3 separate regions of the Homo sapiens genome follow, and all the other regions are linked to region 1. A link is an interaction called in ENCODE POLR2A ChIA-PET data of the cell type or tissue named here. Cell type or tissue: GM12878. All regions are shown on one strand.

Region 1 (2,500 bases):
ATTCGTGGAGCTGGAGAGAAGCACTTCCTCTCCGGTCCCTGTCCCCTTCTGGGTTCTAAATGGGAAACAGGGACCTGACTGCCCAAGGCCTGCCAGGAAGAGCCAGGCAAGCCTTCATAGAAGTCCTCCGTGTTCCTCAGGGTGCAGGACAGCCAACCAGCAGAGTAGAGAAGTCCATGCAGGTGGCCTGATCTCAGCAGTGAGGGAAAGTGGGCTAGGTGGCTGAGCCCCAAGGGAGCCGAGTGGGCCTTGCCCTGGGGCACAGGGTCCCAGGGTGAGAACCAAGGAAGGGCCTCTGCAGTGGGGCCGGCCCCTGACACCCAGATGAGCCACACCACGGGCAGGTCAGGAGACACTTGCCTGAAGCCTGGTCCCTGGGGCCAGAAGGGGTGAGGTCAGGAAATTTGGGGAATTTGAGCATTTACCCCCTAGGGGATAATCTTTAACTAGAGATGAATGAGTTGCCTTGAAGTGGTCAGATAAGCGTTTTGCTGCCAGCGGCCAAAACAGGTTCGGGTGAGGACAGTTACGGGGAAATAAAGTGATATTTCTGCACATTAGGGTTGTGGCTGTAAATTACACCCCATCACATGCGGTGGCTTCCTTGTGCCAGCAGGATGGGCCGGGACTAAAGCTGAGTCTATGGAGGCAGCCAGAGGGGTCAGGATGCACTTTGAAAAAAAAAAAAAAAATCACCAGGCAGTTTTGGGCGTTTGGGAGGGGGTGAAGTAGTGAAAAAAAAAATCATCAACGCTGAAATACAAAATACAATCATCAGGAAACACCCTGGGTAGGAGGGGCGCCGTCTGTAGATCCCTTGAGGAACTCGGACCACCGCCCGCGCCTCCTCCGCGCGGTGGCCCATCGCCCAGCTCCAGCCTCTGAATCCTTCACAGGAGCCGTGCTCTTCTCTACTCCAAGCCCCTGCACAGGCTCTTCGCTCGGCCTGGCATGGGCTGTGTCTGGGTTCAGGTCTCAGTTTACAGCTCACTTACCCGAGGCTTGCCTGAGATCTTTCCTGGTCGCCCGTGGTTTCCCCAAAGCGCCACTCCATGGCTGTTCAGCCAGTGCCGACCGACAGGGGGAGCCCAGTCAACGTGAGAGGCAGGAAGGAATGGCGGGAACGGGGCCCGCAGGGCTGAGGTCAGGCAGAGACGTGACTCAAAGGTCCTGATTTCAAGTCCTAGCTCTGTCACTTTTTAGCTCTGTGAACTTAGCCAAGACTAACTTCTCCGGGTCCCAACTGCTTCCTCTGTAAAATGGACACTCAACACACCAAGACGAATCTATCCAGTTTTCCTGAGCACAAGCTGTGCCTTAAAATCCCGCGCCTGCCCCGTGGGAGCTCATGGGCTACTGAAGGTGACAGATAGGGAAACATACACGTAGGGACATGTAGGAAGGGCTGTGCTGGAAGCACACACAGGTAGTGGGGGAACACAAAGGAGGGAGAGTGGGTGGGTGGAGAGTGGGGAAGACGTCAGAGAGGACTTCAAAGAGGAGAAGAGGGTAGCTGAGCTCTGGCATACAGGTGGACAGAGGTTTGCTGTGGGTTAGGGGGGAAGATTCTAGGCAGAGACATCATGGCGGCAAAGGCCCCAGGGCTGCAGGAGCAGGGCGTTCTGGGAATGGCAAGTGCATCCACCTGGCTGGAGGGCAGGGTGTGTGCCACAAGGCACAGCGGACTCCAGTCACCTGTCATCCATCATCCATAGCCAATCTTGTTTCCTCCACACCCCATTCACACCCTATCCCCAATCCCAGACAGATGCATCTCATCTGTAAATATTTCTCTATGCATCTAAGCAACAAAGACTTAAAAAACCAAAACCACAATGCTATTATCACACCTAAACAAATAACAAGTCCTTCATATCATATTTAGTCAGTGCTTCCATTTTGATTGTCCCTTAATTTCTTTTTTTCAGTTTGTTTAGTTTACAGGAACCAAGCACGGTTCATAATGGGATTGATTTATATGTCTCTTGAGTCTCTTGTTAATAGGTTTTCCCTTCTTCTATGTATTTTTTCTTTCAATATATTTATTGGAGAAACCAGGTGGCTCGTCCTGCGGGGTTTCCAACCGTCTGGATTTTTCTGATTGCATTTTCCTGGTGTTAAAGGCTCATCTGCCCTTTGAATTTCCCATAAACTGGTAGTTAGATCCAGAGCAGTACCACCCAATAGTAAATCATGTGAGCCACAAGTGCAAGTCACATATGTAATTTTAGATTTTCAGGTAGTAACATTTTAAAAAGCAAAAAGAAATGGATGAAATTAATTGTATCTTACTTAACTCAATATATTCAAAATATTATCATTCTAACGTCATCAATATAAAAATTAATACAAAAGAATTTACATTCTTTTTTGTACAAAGTCTCTGCAGTTCAGTGTGGATTGTGTTCATAGCACATCTCAATGTGGATTAGCCACTGTTCAATGACTTCAGAACTCCATGTGGCTGGTGTCTGCTGTCTTTGGACAGCACGGATAGATG
Region 2 (2,500 bases), 330 kb after region 1:
AAATAGCTTCACCTCAGAGGGCTTCAGGTTTTGCATCTGCAAAATTCCATGATTCAAAATTCATGTTTCCATCTTAAAATAAGATGGAAAACAAGGTTATGTGATACTAAATCAAGAAGGTATACTATGAATTGTAAAATTCCAATGTCAAGTTTCCATTCTGTGTGTACTCGTCTACTTTTATAATCTAAGGAGGCAACTGCTAAAATACTGTACAAGGCATTGAAAAAATTTAACAATATAAGACTTTACTGGCCAGGCACAGTGGCTCATGCCTGCAATCCCAGCACTTTGGGAGGTCGAGGCAGGTGGATCACCTGAGGTCAGGAGTTCGAGATCAGTCTGGCCAATGTGGTGAAACCCGTCTCTACTAAAAATACAAAAATTAGCCAGGTGGGGTGGTGGGCACCCCAGCTACTCGGGAGGCTACTCGGGAGGCTGAGGCAGGAGAATTACTTGAACCTGGGAGGCAGAGGTTGCAGTGAGCTGAGATCGTGCCATTGCACTCCATTCTGGGCGACAACAGGGTAACGCTGTCTCAAAAAAAAAAAAAAGACATTACTTATGTCATTAAACCTAAAACAAAGCATAAACCTAAAATGTTTCAACCTCTCTCATAAGACAGATGTCTTTTTCTAAAACACCTTCAGTTTGTAGCTGTACACATTCCAGTACGTTGAAAATGACAAACTTGGCCGGGCGCGCTGGCTCACGCCTGTAATCCCAGCACATTGGGAGGCCGAGGCAGGCGTATCATGAAGTCAGGAGATCGAGACCATCCTGGCTAACACGGTGAAACCCCATCTCTACTAAAAATACAAAAAATTAGCCGGGCGTGGTGGCAGGCGCCTGTAGTCCCAGCTACTAGGGAGGCTGAGGCAGGAGAATGGCGTGAACCCGGGAGGCGGAGCTTGCAGTGAGCCGAGATCGTGCCACTGCACTCCAGCCTGGGCGACAGAGTGAGACTCCGCCTCAAAAAAAAAAAAAAAAAAAAAATGACAAACTTCTTTTTCTCCCCAGCAGTAACATGTCTGACAGGTAAAAATACACAGCTTATCAAAAATACACATTTGGAAACTATGAAAATCTAATTTTTTTTCATTCTACCATACGTTTCACTTCAGGCCCAACTTATTAGTTTCAATTCTGCTTGTGCTCTATTTCTAGTCAGTTTCACTTCTGAATTTTCTACCACAAAGAATTGTGATCCTGTAGAGACATTTTAAAGTAAACACTAAATAAACATAGCTTTTCCTTTCAAAAAAAAAAAAACTCATTTTCACAGGAAAAAGAGAAACAAACAAAAAACATAAATTCCTAATAGCATTTTGTCACATAAAAATAATGATTTCAAGATGCTGATATCTTAAGTTTCTGAGGCTTCCTCATATCATTTTATTTATAAGAGCCAAACCAGCACAAAAAATTGCCATCATTTTACTTTTTAGATACTCAACTATATATTACATTTTTTCTTCGAGTTACAAGGGGCTTAGTAAATATTTGCAGAAGGAATGAATGTACACGGCATGGTAGTGCATTGCGTGAGGCACATGTTCCTGATAAGATGAACGGCCTTGCCAATAAAGCTGATTTTTTTTTTAGTAATAGAAAAATGATTAAATTAGATTAGCAAAAGTAGGGTATCCAAATAAACATAAACACAGAAAGGGAAAATATTTATCCTATACAGCAAAATCAAGCTTTAGATCTACTTTTCTGCTTCTATCATGTTTTTTTGCATGGGTTTCAATACCACTGAATCCAATCTTTCCTTGTTCTCTTTAGGCTGTAAAGTTCTTCAAGGGAAAGACTCATAAACAAAAAAACTGTACATGAGTTCCTACTAAATCATCAGCACAGTGTTAGGCACAAGTGCTGTAGGAAATAAAATATAAAGCCTGATGGTCCCAAACTCTGAGGTACTTAAAACTTTTCACCAGAACCCTGCAAAGAATGGGTGTCTAGGGCAAACAGGAAACACCTAGATTGTAGTCCCTTTGTTGACACTCTGTGTGACTTTAAGTTACCGGCCCAGTGCAGTCGCTCATGCCTGTAATACCAATGCTTTGGGAGGCCAAGGCGGGAGGATTGCTCGAAGCCAGGAGGTAGAGACCAGCCTGGGCAATATAGCAAGACTCTGTCTCTACAAAAATTAAAATTAAAAAATGAACCAGGCATGGTGGTGTGCACCTGTGGTCCCAGCTACTTGGGAGGCTGAGGCACATAATTTGAGTCCAGGAGTTAGAGGCTGAAATGAGCCATGATTTAATCTCCCATACAGAAAAATTCCAAATAATTTATGTAGATACTCTACCCTCAAGAAGGGGGAGCACAGATCTCACTCAAGTGTGGACTACACATAGTGACTTCCTTCCAAAGACTACAGTATAGAGGGAAGGGGAGGAAGAGTAACCTTATAGCAGAGAAACCTGACAAACACTACCTGTGGCCCTTCAATTTACAATAATAAATATATACTTTGGTCTTTGTACACAGT
Region 3 (2,500 bases), 280 kb after region 1:
TATAATGAAGCCACGTTGTTGAACTGCATAATTCCCTGTGTCTCAGAATCTTCAGTTATAAAACTATCACCTCACAGGGTTTTTATGAAGCTTGAACAGAATAGTAATAAAAAACTAATTACAGCAATAGCTACTATTTTAATACTTACTAGTGACAGTCACTATATAAAGTATTAATAATAGATAAAAAGGGCATAGAGAATGCTTATTCTAGCACATACAAATATTTAATCTGCTGAATAAGCCTTGTTAATCCTAACAATAAATCCACATGAAGTAAATAAGACAATTTGTTAATTCTAATAGTTAAGACGAAATACCATATTTCATCAAATCCAAGACATCACCAATCATAAAATGCATCATAATTGTATATACAACCAAAAAGAACTGGTTTTAAGATGCATCTAGATTGTGCAGGAATGTTAAATTGTGAAAAATTAAAAATCAATAAAACACAGAAACTGAGTCTTCTTGCCTAAGGTCACTTAGTAAAAACAGTATCAGAATTTGAATCTAGTTCTCTAGAATTTGTCTCATGTTCATTTTGTGTGTGTGTGTTGTTGTTTTTTTTTTCTCTTTCTACCAAATTACAAAAGACAGAATTTAGAACAAAGGCGGGCTAAAGAGAATGTCAACAATTTCCTTATTTTATATCTCACAGCCAGAGGCAGAAAAGGAAGAAAGAACTCTGCCCTCTGCCTATGCCCTATTCTCTGAGAGAAAGAACTGGGGAGACTCCACAGGTCTCACACTTGCTCTTGCTGCTCCATCACCAGACTCTACAGCTGACTAGAGCTGAGACAAAACAAACGACTAAACATAATAGCAAAGCCTAGACCACTACTACAAGAATGAAGCATTCATTACAGATTAGCTAAGAAGGAACTGGCCCTTCACTGGTTCACCCAACTGTCCACCGAGGACGCTGAGAAAACTGTAGCTAGGAATGCTGGGGAAAAGCCTTCTAGCCTGCAGCCTGAGGATGTGCCTGCTCCCCTGGAACTGAGTACCCTTCACCAACTCTACCTTACATGAGTAATGGCAATCATTTGTGAGCCATTTACTACATGCTGAGCACTATACCGGATTTAATTTAACATGAACTACAGGACAAACAAGCAAGCTGCGTACAACATAGAAAGAGACAAAATGAGGGCTTCCTCTAGCTTACATATGCTAGGAATGAAAGCAATAAAAGGGACCTTTGAATTTGCCTAGTCCACCTCAAGTTCTGAAATGAGGAAGCTGAGAGCCTCTGGTGGGACCCCCTCCCTGCCTCTACCCCCACCCATTCTTTTCCTGGTTAACGTTTCTCTGACCACTAGGTTTCAGTTCAAACATCTCTTCCTCAGAAGCCTTCCCAATTCTCTTTAACTGTCAGCCTTCTCTGCCTGCCACCGACTGCGAGGATGGGGCTTTTTTTGCTATTGTTTTCCCAAGTAGATAATACAGTAACCTGGAGACAAAGTAAGTATTCAAATATTTGCAGAATTAAAAAAAAAAAACTATTCCTGGCACTTTGCTGCAACAAGACCTAATCACTTTGGGGTCAAAAATATTAAATTTAAGGCCAAGACCAGAAAGCATAGCTTAAGATTCATTTGGAAAAAGTGATTCGCTTTCTCACCTAATATGAATCATGCTTTATAAATAGAGAATAAAAACCATTTTACTCATTTTTACTACTGGTATAATTATTACAAGAAAGGGGGAACAATGAAAGCTGTGTGTTCACTGATGTCCATGGGGCTGGCTGCCGCTCCTCTATGCTCCCATAGGAACCTGTGAGTGGTTAACTTTCTTACGGCACCTGGCATGACACATCACCATCACTGATTTTTTTGCCTGTCTTCCCCTCCAGAACGTGAGCTCCTCAAAGGCAGGGATTTCTACTAGCGTATTTATCCTCTACAATATCCAGCACCATTACCAAAGGTTCAGTGTGCCAGGTACTATACTACTAATTTGACTATATATTCTTACTTAATCTTCATGAAACTCAAGAGTCCTGTGAAACAGACAGCACTATCCCAATTTTTCAGGAGAAGCTGATGCTAAGAATTATTAAGTCACTTGTCTAACGTCATATGGTTGGTTATATCTGGAACAGGAAGACAAAGTCAATATCTGACACTGACTCTAAAATCATGCCAGCAGGCCGGGAGTGGTGGCTCACACCTGTAATCCCAGCACTTTGGGAGGCTGAGGCAGGCAGATCACAAGGTCAGGAGATTGAGACCAGCCTGGCCAATATGGTGAAACCCCACCTCTACTAAAAAATACAAAAATTAGCCGGGCGTGGTGGGGCGCGCCTGTATCTCAGCTACTCAGGAGGCTGAGGCAGGAGAATCGCTTGAACCTGGGAGGCAGAGGTTGCAGGGAGCCGAGATCGCACTACTGCACTCTAGCCTGGGCGACAGAGTGAGCCTCCGTCTAAAAAAAAAAAAAAAAGGCAGCATTAGATCACTTTTGTATACGAGGAAGGCCATGTTGTGGG

What was found. ChIA-PET counts read pairs that join two places held together with the same protein. Peaks named below come from ENCODE experiments on the same cell type or tissue, not always from the same donor. Only the 100,000 strongest peaks of a DNase experiment are listed, where the experiment ranks them.
Region 2: POLR2A ChIA-PET joins it to region 1 with 5 read pairs; 2 of 35 experiments call an interaction of 5 or more read pairs at or near these places.
Region 3: POLR2A ChIA-PET joins it to region 1 with 6 read pairs; 1 of 35 experiments calls an interaction of 5 or more read pairs at or near these places.

What each region holds. Positions count from the first base shown.
Region 1 is chr11:76,150,930-76,153,429 of GRCh38, reverse strand. No RefSeq gene overlaps it. Among named protein-coding and RNA genes, the nearest start is that of WNT11, 54 kb to the left of the region's middle. RefSeq lists enhancers at 852-941, 593-1,473. In GM12878, a CTCF peak has its summit at 1,073 (motif pointing right); DNase peaks (open chromatin) are centred at 409 and 1,129; H3K4me3 peaks cover 1,357 bases; H3K27ac peaks cover 1,080 bases.
Region 2 is chr11:75,823,166-75,825,665 of GRCh38, reverse strand. All of the region lies in intron 1 of UVRAG (UV radiation resistance associated), which reads right to left. Among named protein-coding and RNA genes, the nearest start is that of UVRAG, 9.2 kb to the right of the region's middle. RefSeq lists an enhancer at 1,171-1,250. In GM12878, no CTCF peak of the experiment used is centred here; a DNase peak (open chromatin) is centred at 1,115; H3K4me3 peaks cover 2,052 bases; H3K27ac peaks cover 2,353 bases.
Region 3 is chr11:75,872,346-75,874,845 of GRCh38, reverse strand. All of the region lies in intron 3 of UVRAG (UV radiation resistance associated), which reads right to left. Among named protein-coding and RNA genes, the nearest start is that of UVRAG, 58 kb to the right of the region's middle. RefSeq lists an enhancer at 770-1,271. In GM12878, no CTCF peak of the experiment used is centred here; DNase peaks (open chromatin) are centred at 925 and 1,225; H3K4me3 peaks cover 1,641 bases; H3K27ac peaks cover 2,021 bases.